2 separate regions of the Homo sapiens genome follow, and region 1 is linked to region 2. Evidence: read pairs that join two places in POLR2A ChIA-PET (ENCODE). Cell type or tissue: B cell. All regions are shown on one strand. Links, peaks and the distances in the headings refer to the core of each region. The heading gives the core; the rest is flanking DNA.

The links. Peaks named below come from ENCODE experiments on the same cell type or tissue, not always from the same donor. Only the 100,000 strongest peaks of a DNase experiment are listed, where the experiment ranks them.
Region 1: POLR2A ChIA-PET joins it to region 2 with 9 read pairs; 3 of 35 experiments call an interaction of 5 or more read pairs at or near these places.

Annotation. Positions count from the first base shown.
Region 1 is chr1:6,035,090-6,040,455 of GRCh38, reverse strand. It overlaps a transcript of KCNAB2 not described here. Among named protein-coding and RNA genes, the nearest start is that of KCNAB2, 8.1 kb to the left of the region's middle. In B cell, for the core only: no CTCF peak of the experiment used is centred there; a DNase peak (open chromatin) is centred at 2,995.
Region 2 is chr1:5,964,607-5,969,972 of GRCh38, reverse strand. NPHP4 (nephrocystin 4) reads left to right here. Exons shown (of 30, transcript NM_015102.5): 4 at 714-886; 5 at 2,610-2,674. Among named protein-coding and RNA genes, the nearest start is that of NPHP4, 25 kb to the left of the region's middle. RefSeq lists an enhancer at 2,431-2,930. In B cell, for the core only: no CTCF peak of the experiment used is centred there; no DNase peak of the experiment used is centred there.

The sequences.
Region 1 (5,366 bases), core at 299-5,298, 70 kb before region 2:
TTGGCCGGGAGACTCTGGGATCACAAAGGCTGAGGAGGCTGTCTGGGTTCAGGGCATCGGGGAGCCCCTCAGCAGAGAGACAGACAGACAGACGACAGACAGACACACGGCAGGCAGGCAGGTCCACGGGCTCAGGAGGGGCTGGAGAGCAGGTGACAACTGTGAGAAGGGTTTCCACACTCCATCACTCCACACTCCCACCTTATATGTCGTGGAGGTCCTTCCACACCACCCCAACTGTTGTTCTGAAACCGTAGGTGTAGTTTCTGCTGCCCACATGGTGCAGAAGAGACCGCCCAGGGGGCATCTGTGTACTTTCTGAGCTCCTGACTGCACTGCTGTCCCCCAGGGTCATCGCTGACACTGTCCCTTGCCCTGACTCCAGCCCAGTGCAGCTTCCTGGTGCTGCCATTGAGCTCCTAAGTCAGGCAGCTTCTCAGATGCCACTGATGTCCGCAGCTCCTGGGATTCCTGCCCTTGGGCAGCCCCTGTCCTGGAGTGTGGGCTGCACCTAGCAAGTCGCTTCTAACCAGCAGAACACGGCAAAGGTAATGGCAAGACTGTCACTTCTGTCTTGCTAGAGACTGTCCCTCCTGGCTCTGATGAAGCAAGCTGTGGTGTTGGAGAGGCCCTTGGGGCAGGAACTGAGGGCAGCCTCGGGCCGACAGCTGGCGAGAAGCTGAGCCCTCAGCCCAACAGCCCAAAGAAAGGAGTCCTTCAAACGAACGAGGGAGCCTGGAAGTGGATCCTTTCCTACCAGAGGTTTCCAAGGTGAGCCCAGTCCCGGCAAGAACCTCGACTGCAGCTCAGGGGTCCCAAAACAGCAGACCCAGCCCTGCTCTGCCCCAATGCCTGACCCACAAGAACCAGGAGATCTCACTCTGGGCAGTTGGAAGCTGCAGGGTTTGTGATGAGCTGTTACAGCAGCATTGATAATGAGTATGGCTGCCAATATCCAGCCGTCCACCCACATCTCTGGCTGCCACCCTTGGGCTGAGCCACTGCTGTCTTTCACCTGAACCCCTGGGTCCCCTCCCAGTGGCTCCCCCCACCGCCTCCTGAACCCTCTCAGCTCTGCACGCCTTCCTCCACCTGGCTGGCTGCTGGTTGGGGGCTTCTATTTCCAAAGTGAATCTGGTCCCATGCTCTTTCCTCCCACTCCTAGGCACTGCCCCCTCAGGCCCCTATGCTCTGCCGCCTGGCCCTTGACCCAGGCCCCCGCCTTCCCAGCACGCTGAGCTCACACTGTCTGCGGATGCTTGCGCTTGCGGCTCCTCTCCTACTGGCTGCGCCCTTGCTGCAGTGCTTCTCAGCGCCATGAGCCCCGACTGTGGGGCTCAGGGGTCCCTGCTGCTCCCCGGCCGACACCACGCCCTTGCTGCCTGCACACGGGTCTGTGGTGCCCCAGTTCCCTCTCTGGGGGGGGTGTGTTCCAGGAGGGCAGTGGTTCTGTGGGTCTCACTCACTGCTGCACCCCCATGCCTGGAACAGGGCTTGGCTTCTGGAAGGACAAATGACCCCTGATCCAAAATCACGTGGTCCCACACCCACAGGCAAAGGGATGGTCTGGGCTCAAAACAGCCCCGCCCATCCACAGCAACCCATGAAGTTGTTGGGAAACCTGACACTTAGCCAAGTGGCTGATTGGCTTTGTTTTTCCCACTCTTTTTCCCCAGAACAGTGACCTCCCGTCACCAGGAAGCCGGCTTCCTCGGAAGAAATCAAAGTAAGGGAGGGGATTCCCAAACAACCTCTGTCCCTGGGGTCAAGGCAGCACAGGTCTAGGTCCCCCTAATAACGGAGGTCTCCTCTGAGTGAGCGATGTGAGCACATGTGTAGACCTGCTGGTAAAATGGGACCAGCCTGGAATACCAGCACTTCGGGAGGCCGAGGCAGGAGGATTGCTTGAGCACAGGAGTTTGAGACCAGCCTGGGCAACACAGAGACATTTGTTTTGTAGAGACCCAGTCTCTACAAAAAAATTAAAAAATAAAAAAATTAGCTGGGCGTGGTGATGCATGTCTGTAATCCCAGCTACTCGGGAGGCTGAGGTGGGAGGATTGCTTGAGCCTGGGAGATTGAGGCTGCAGAGTGCTATGATCGTGTCACTGCACTCCAGCCTGGGTGATGGAGCAAGATCCTGTTTCAAGTAAACCAAAATGAAAACCAAAAACAAGGACAGAAGATGCAGAGAAGATCCAGCACTATGCTAACCTCAGAGGAAGTGGTGGGGCTTGGTGACGATCCCCTGGAGTTTTATTCTTAAAGACCCTCATTTGGGCCAGGCATGGTGGATCACACCTGTAATCCCAGAACTTTGGGAGGCTGAGGTGGGTGGATCACGAGGTCAGGAGATCGAGACCATCCTGGCTAACACAGTGAAACCCCGTCTCTACTAAAAAATACAAAAAAAATTAGCTGGGTGTGATGGCGGGCGCCTGTAGTCCCAGCTACTTGGGAGGGTGAGGCAGGAGAATGGCGTGAACCCGGGAGACGGAGCTTGCAGTGAGCCGAGTTCGCGCCACTGCACTCCAGCCTGGGTGACAGAGCGAGACCCCGCCTCAAAAAAAAAAAAAAAAAAAAGACCCTCATTCAGGCCAGGCACGATGGATCATGCCTGTAATCCCAGAACTTTGGGAGGCCAAGGCTGGTTACCTGGCTTTGGGGTGATTGAATCCCTGCAGCACTGGGGGGCTGGAGGGGCCTCAAAGGCAGCCTCTCTTTGAGCCCATTAGCAGCTCACGCATTTTGCTCTTAGATGACTCAGAGGCAGGAAATCAAATCATCTCACTAAAGTCGTTAAAAAACTGTCGTTAAACTCCTAAAGATGCTGTGCTTTCGATCGGAGGACAGTGCATTTCTTCTTGCATGGAACACTGGCTGAGCCCTGCTGCTGTGGGAGGCTCCCCTACAAGCAATGGAGTTCCTGCCCCCAGGCTCCCCTGAGTAGCTGAGGGACGTGGACAGGAAACCAGGGCTTCAGAGTGGAGGGTTCTGCTGAGAGCAGAGTCATCACCACAGCCCGTCCCCAGGGAGCCCTCCCATGGATGCTGCATAAGCAAACACGGCCCACGGGAGGCAGGATGTCCTCACACAGCCTTGCAGAAGGGGATGGGGGCTGGGATGCCTGTGCCTTTAACAGGGCATGTAGCCCACCCCACACTTCACTCTCTCTTGGGTCTAGGTGCTGAGCTAACTTCCAGAATTCCGGAATCACAAACTCAACTTGGGTTGGAAAACAGTGCAGGGACTGAGTCACTGGCTCCATGAACATAGGGTGGGGGTCCAAGAATCTGCATTTCCCACAAGTTCCAGGTAACGCTGATGCTGCAGGCCCAGGGACCATGCTTTGAAGACCCCTGGCCTAGAGGCGAGGTTGAGGGCCAGGAGTCTAAGCAGGCCAGAGCCAGCCTGCTGCCTATTTTTGTAAATAAAGTTTCATTAGAACACCTCCATGCCTGTTTACGAATCCTCTCAGGCTGCTTCTGGGCTCCAAGGGCAGGGCTGAGGAGCTGCAACAGAGACTGGCTGGCTGGCAAAGCCTAAATTATTTACTATCTGGTCCTTTACAGAAAGAGTCTATGGGCACCTGCTCTACGGCATCCTCTCTCCCAGGTTCAGGGGACACCTCGCTGCTCCTCCCTTCCCACCCCACCCTCAGCTGCCACTGCTGCTTCCCAGACCCCTGAGAAAACACAAGCAATCAGAAGCCACCTTCCACACACAGCGACACGATCTGTGCTCAAAGCCACCTGCCTTCCCTCCTGTGGCTACCCAGTGAACCGGCCCCACAGTGTCCATGGTCACATGGCTGTCCCCAGCCCCACACCCACTCAAGGGCATCCCAAGCCCATTCCTCCTTCTTCAGGACGCACTGCCAGCTGCACCCAATAAGTTATTATTTCTCTCATCTCCAAAGAAAACAAAAAACACAGTTTCTTTTTTCTTTTTTTGAGACAGAGTCTCACTCTGTCACCCAGGCTGGAGTACAGTGGCACAATCTCAGCTCACTGCAACCTCCGCCTCCTGGGTTCAAGCGATTCTCATGCCCCAGCCTCCCAAATAGCTGGGATTACAGACGTGCACCACCATGCCTGGCTAAGTTTTGTATTTTTAGTAGAGACGGAGTTTCACCATGTTGGCCAGGCTGGTCTCCAACTCCCGGCCTCAAGTGATCCGCCCGCCTCGGCCTCCCTAAATGCTGGGATTACAGATGTGAGCCACCTCACTCGGCCTAAAAAAGCAGTTTCTTAGACCCACTTTCTTCTCCACTGTTTCTTGCCTTCCATTTGAGAAAATTCCTCAAAAAGTTTTCCTTCACTTATCTGCGATTCCTCTTCTTCTTCCGGCTTATAAACCAACTCCAATCAGCCTCTGCCCTCACCACTCCGTGGAAACTGCACTTGCCAAGGTTGCGGTGACCTCTTCGTTGCTAGGTCCAGCGGTGCCCATCGTATCGGGGTGACAGAGGTGCTGCCTGCGGCTTCCCCAGCTCCCAGGACTCCACGCTCCCCTCTCATCCCTCCAGCCACTCCTTCTCAGTCTCCTGGGCTTCTTCCTGCTCATCGCTGTCCTCCAGTGGCTGCCCTTGCTCAGCTCTTGAATATATTCTTTTCCATCCCCACAAAGCCCCTCAGATTTCCACCCATCTCGTGGCTCTGAACCCCGTCCCCATGCTGCAGACCCCACCCCCTCTACCACTCCCCTGAACCCCAGAGCTGTTTATTTCCTGCCTGTGTGGCTCAGCTATGAGGGTGGGGAACGTGTGCCTCGGATTCCTGGGTCAGACACTGAGCTCCCGACTGCCCTCACCCCCAGCCCAGTTCTTCCCAGGGTGGCCCCAGATGAGTAACGAGCTCCCCACCCTCCCAGGTGTCAGTCCCACTCCCGGGAGTCACCCCGACTCCTCCCTTCCTCCCACGTCCCGCCTCCCACATCCAATCCATCCCTGGGCCAGGGGCCCCGTGCCTCTCCCTGTCTCCTCTCCTGCCCAGCTGCCACCGGCTCTCATGCTGCTCCTCACAGCATTCCCTGCGCCCACCTCCACCCCCGCCGGCAGACTCTACGCGGCCAGGGTGATCCTCCCAGAACATAAGTCAGATTATGTCACTGCTTCACTCCAAACCTTCCAATGGCTTCCATTCCATTCAGAGCCAAAGTCCAATCTCAACAGTGGGTCCACAACCTTTCTAGCCACATCCCCCGCTGAGCCCCTCACACACTGGCCCCTGCCACACTGGCTCCCTGGGGGTCTGTGAACCCAGCAGACAGACTCACTCCCACCTCAGGGCTTCATGCACTCCTCCTCCTCCGGCCCGAATTCAACTTCTGACCACCGTGGTCTGCCTGAGCATGCTCCCACGTTT
Region 2 (5,366 bases), core at 291-5,290:
ATCATCTACTTGGCTTACATCTTGAGAAATCTTTTAATAAAATGATCTCAAGGTGATTTTCGGCATAAAAAGACTTTAGTCTTTTGGGCTCTGAACCGGGGATAATTACTTAGCACCTAAAGAAATTCAAGGATTCTTCTTGTTAATAGTTTAAATACAGTTCAGATGGAACTCAAAATGGTTACGCACGAAGCAGCACTGGGAAGGTGTGATCGAAGTTGTCTGTGTTGAGTGTCAGGCGATACTAGGAGCATGAATTGATCAGCACGTGCGTGTCTTTTTAGTGGTGGATGTGTTACGTCTTGGGCTGATCTAACCATGGTCCTACCTGGTGTGTCCCCCTGCAGGGTTGGGTGCATAGCTGCTCTAGCCCCATTCTGCTCTAGTGGGCCTGGGATCTGTTGGTGTTTCTTGTGGTGGAATTCCTAGGGAATGGAAAGTTCCTGGAGCGGAAGCAGACATCTGATGCCCTGGTTGTTGGGTGCTCTGGAATAAAGAGCTCCGACACCAACATTTCAGTCTGAGGGAGTTACCTCAGTGTGCCTGCTTCCCTGGCATCCTGCAGAGATGTGGTACACCACATGAGGGCATGGTAGAGGGTTCCGGATGCTGTGGCACGTGTAGGAAGGCGGTCTCGGGGGTGGGGACAGCGCCCATGTCCTCTTTGTGTGTGTCCTGAACACTCAGACCATCCTCTGGCTTCTGTTCTGCAGCCCTTGTATTTTCACACATCCCTAAACCACCCTCATATCGTGGCTGTGGTGGAAGTGGTCGCTGAGGGCAAGAAACGGGATGGGAGCCTCCAGACATTGTCCTGTGGGTTTGGAATTCTTCGGATCTTCAGCAACCAGCCGGACTCTCCTATCTCTGCTTCCCAGGACAAAAGGTACCTGCCTTGTTTCTACAACCCTGGGGTTTTCCAGCGTCTGTCTTTTTTTTTTTTTTTGAGACAGATTCTCACTCTGTCAACCAGGCTAGAGTGCAGTGGTGTAATGTCGGCTCACTGCAACCTCCGCTTCCTGGGTTCGAGCGATTCTCGTGCCTCAGCCTCCCAAGTAGGTGGGATTACAGGTGCCACGCCCAGCTGATTTTTGTATTTTTAGTAGAGACGGGGTTTTGCCATGTTGGCCAGGCTAGTCTCGAACTCCTGACCTCAAGTGATGCACCTGCTACCATGTCTGGCTAATTTTTGTATTTTTAGTAGAGATGGGGTTTTGCGCCTGGCCAGATTCCAGCATCTTTCTATGGTGGTTTAACTGCTCGTCTTATGGTGGCAGTAGAAGGCTGTACATTTGTCATCTAAAGTTGTGTGTCCATAATAGCATAGTGTGGGATGTGTCTTGCTTGGGGGTTTGCCTTTTTTTTTTTCTTCGAGACAGGGTCTTGCTCTGTCACCCAGGCTGTAGTGCAGTGGTGCAACATTGGCTCACTGCCACCTCCGCCTCCAGCCTCAAGCGATTCCTGTGTGTCATCCTCCCACGTAGCTGGGATTACAGGTCTGTGCCACCATGCCTGGCTAATTTTTGTGTTTTTAGTAGAGACGGGATCTCCCTATGTTGCCCAGGCTGGTCTTGAACTCCTGGGCTCAAGAGATCTGCTCGCCTCAGCCACCCAAAGTGTTGGGATTACAGACGTGAGCCGCTGTGTCCGGCTGGGTTTGCCATTTCTAAGTGACTTAAGGAATTGTTCTTTAGGCCGGAGTAAGGGCTGGCTTTGACCACCAGTGATGGATTTGAGGTAGTATGGATATGGGCCAAAGTTGTACTCTAGCACTGATTCTCTGTGGGACTTCAGGTAAGTGATTTGAGCTCTTGGACCCTGAATTTATTCATCTGTATATGAGGAGTAATGATAATGCATATCTCGTAAGTTCTGCTTGAATATTGAGCGATGTGTTTTTCACAGGTGCCTGGCAGGCAGTAGGTGTTCATTCAGCACACGCTGGCTGAGTGTCTGTCGCGTGCCAGGCTCTGTGTAGGAGCCGGGCATACGGGTGGATAGGCTGGCGCATCATCCTTTCAGCTAGGGTTAAAGCCTACATGTTTACTCCAAGTCAGGGTTTCTCAAGCTTGACACCACTGACTTGCGAATGGATAATTGTTTGCTGTCGCGGGGCTGTCGTCTGTGCTGTAGGATGTTTATCAGCATCCCTGGCAACGCACTAGATGCCAGGGCACTGCCTCCCTGCTCCCTGGCCCTGTTGTGACAAACGAAAAAAAATGTCTCCAGACATTGCCAAATGTGCCTTAGGGAGCAGAATCATCGCTGGTTGAGAACCACTGCTCCAGATATACAGCTGTGGAAATTCCTCAGATGTTGTCTTGAGACATTTCAGAGTTTTGTAAATTTCCATGGTGTTTTCCAGGAAAGCTCCTCAATTCTCAGGCTGCCTTGGTTGGGGCTGCGTGTGTGCCAGACATGCTTGGCCACAAGCACCAACGGCTTGGGGAGCTGCTGCTGGCCTCAGCTGCCTCTGCCTTCCGCAGAGGATGGGACTGGTGGAGTTTAGAAAGCTCTAGTGGGCGTGGTGGTGGCTGAGGCCTCCATGTGCTTTCCTTCTGAGAAGTGCGCACGTGGCTGACGACTGTTCTCTGGGTCCTGTCTTCCAGGTTGCGGCTGTACCATGGCACCCCCAGAGCCCTCCTGCACCCGCTTCTCCAGGACCCCGCAGAGCGTAAGAGCCAGACCTGGCCTTGGCAGCACTCACTGCTCTCGTGCCTTCCCTGAGTGTTCCCCACCTTTAGCTCTGAATGGGATCTTTCTCAGTGTAAACTGCTATCTGCTTAGCTAATTTATCTAAGAGGTTTTGGCAGATGTTTCGTGGCCTTGGACTTTTGGCAGAAAGTAAAGAACTGAAACACACCAGCCCTGAGGGAGGGCATTGGTTTGTGGGGATGAGCACGGGAGCGCCTGTGAGAGCCACCTGGAGGGAGGGGAACAGCTCTGCTCACCAGATGAAGTAGTAGCTCTCTGTCACCAGCCACCGGCTGTCTCAAACCTCTGACCGCACAGCCGTCGGTTATCTCCAGCATGGCAAGGCCCCATGGCTGAGAGGCCGCCTTAGAGCAGAGCAGGGGTCGGCGGGGAGCTTCCTGCTGTTCCTCAGTGACCAGCCGTTCCCAGGCAGCCAGAGGGAGCCATTTGGGAAGGATGGGGATGACGGTCTGCTCTGCTGCTGCCTGCCTGGAGGATGACAGGAAGGGCGTGTGGTGGGAGGGGTGGGAGTGGGCTAGAAGGACATCAGGGAGGCTCAGAGCACAGAGGCTGTGCTTGCCTAGCAGTTGGGGGAGTGTGGGTGGGGAAGAGTGGCCGGAGGTGGATCTGTTGGGGAGGGTGACTTTTCTGTCTCTTCGAGGTGAGATGCTGCCCAGATTCCTCGAAGGGGATGTCATGTGTGCCTCGTGGCTTGTGTTAAAAGTCAAACCTGGCCAGACACGGTGGCTCAGGCTTGTAATCTCAGCACTTTGGTGGCTGAGGCAGGTGGATCACTTGAGCTCTCAGGAGTTCGAAACCAGCCTGGGCAACATAGTAAGACCTGTCTCTATAAAAAATACAAAAATTTAGCCAGGTGTAGTGGTGTGTGCCTGTAGTTCCAGCTACTCAGGAGGCTGAGGTGGGAGAATCACTTCACCCCAGGAGGCAGAGATTACAGTGTGGTGAGATTGCACCACTGCACTCCAGCCTGGGTGACACAGTGAGACCCTGTCTCAAACAAAACAAAACAAAACGTCAAACCCACTCCCTTTGCCCCTCACTGGTCTTGGTGACAATCTCGTGATAGGAGATGTCAGCTGAAGAGTGATGAGGTTCCTGAGACTGGAAAGGAGAGATTCATTTCTCATAAAGGGCTGCAGCCTGCAGGTGGCCTTTCTGACAGGCTGGGAAGTGTAGCCTCCAGCCAGAAGCCAGAAACAGACCCTTCGAGAGAGGGGCAGAGGGAAGAGGAATTTCTGCTGAGTGGGGGCTGAGCCTGCTTATTTTAATAAGCCCAGGAGGAGTCCTGCGTGTTTATGAGAGAAGCGTGCACGTGCGCAGCTGAGTCCCATGCCGCTTCATGGGACACAGTGTTCAAAACGTGGTGGCACTGGCAGGACCCGAGGGGAAGTTCTCGGCCTCTGATGTCAAAAGGTGAAGCAGGGGACACGAAAGCCCTCCCTGCATGCCCTCCGTAGACTATCCAGAAGAGGGAGAGCGGTGGGTGATCGCTGGGCAGCAGCAGCGATGGAGTCTCTAGAAGGGCTGGTTCCAGTCCTGAGGGAAGAAAGGCTAACGGTGGTTAGCATGGGCCGGGGCATGTGGAGGCCTGTCTGGTCCCCTCCTGTCACTCCTGGAACTCAGTTTTCAAGGCTGCTCTGGAGTCCTCTAGGCCAAGAGGAGGTCCCTTCAGTCCACTGGGGGCTCAGGATTTTATTTTTAGTTTACTGAGAACAACCAGTCAGGAACTTCATTTCGTTGCTGAAGATTGGCTTTTAGGTTATTTTTCAACTGAATCTAATTAGTCATATGCTGGGATTTTCTGTCCAGAAGTATCCTGAGAACAAAGTAGACAGCCACCACATTCGCTCCACGTCCACAGTCCACATGTCCATGCGTCTGTGTGGAAGCTGTTGGCCCTGAGTGGAGGCTGTGAGGAGGAACCTGCTGCGGGGCCCTTCACTCATCCTTGCAGTGGGCTTTTCCCAAAATTTGCTGGTAATGGCAATACACTCACATGATTCAGAATCCAAAAGTATAAAAAAGTGCCGGGTGCAGTGGCTCACACCTGTAATCCCAACACTTTGAGAGGCTGAGGTGGGCAGATTGCTTAAGGCCAGGAGTTTGAGACCATCGTGGGCAACATAGTGAGACCCCATCTCTACAAAAAATACAAACATTAACTGGGTATGGCGGTGCGCCCCTGTGGTCATAGCTACTTGGGAGGCTGAGGTGGGAGGATTGCTGAGCCCAGGAGTTTTAGGCTGCAGTGAGCCATGATTGCACCACTGCACTCCAGCCTGGGCGACGGTGAGACCCTGCCTCAAAAAAAAAAAATATATATATATATATATATATATAATATATATGTATTATATATTTTATATATAGTATATTTATATGTGTGTTATATATATATAAAATATATACATATAAAAAGTTGAGAGTGAGGTCTCCTTTCCCCATCCCCTCACCTGCTACCAGGTAACCTCTCTCTTTGGGTTCTTGTGGATCTGTCACTGGAGAACCGAGTTCTTTTCCCACTTTGTGTCGGCTGCAAAGAAAGAATATCCAATTGGAAAAGGTAGTCAGGTTTTACTCACTGGCCAGGGAGTGGAGAAGGGAGCCCTCACTTTAAAGGCACCTTCTCCCTGGACAGTGGGAGGCATGGA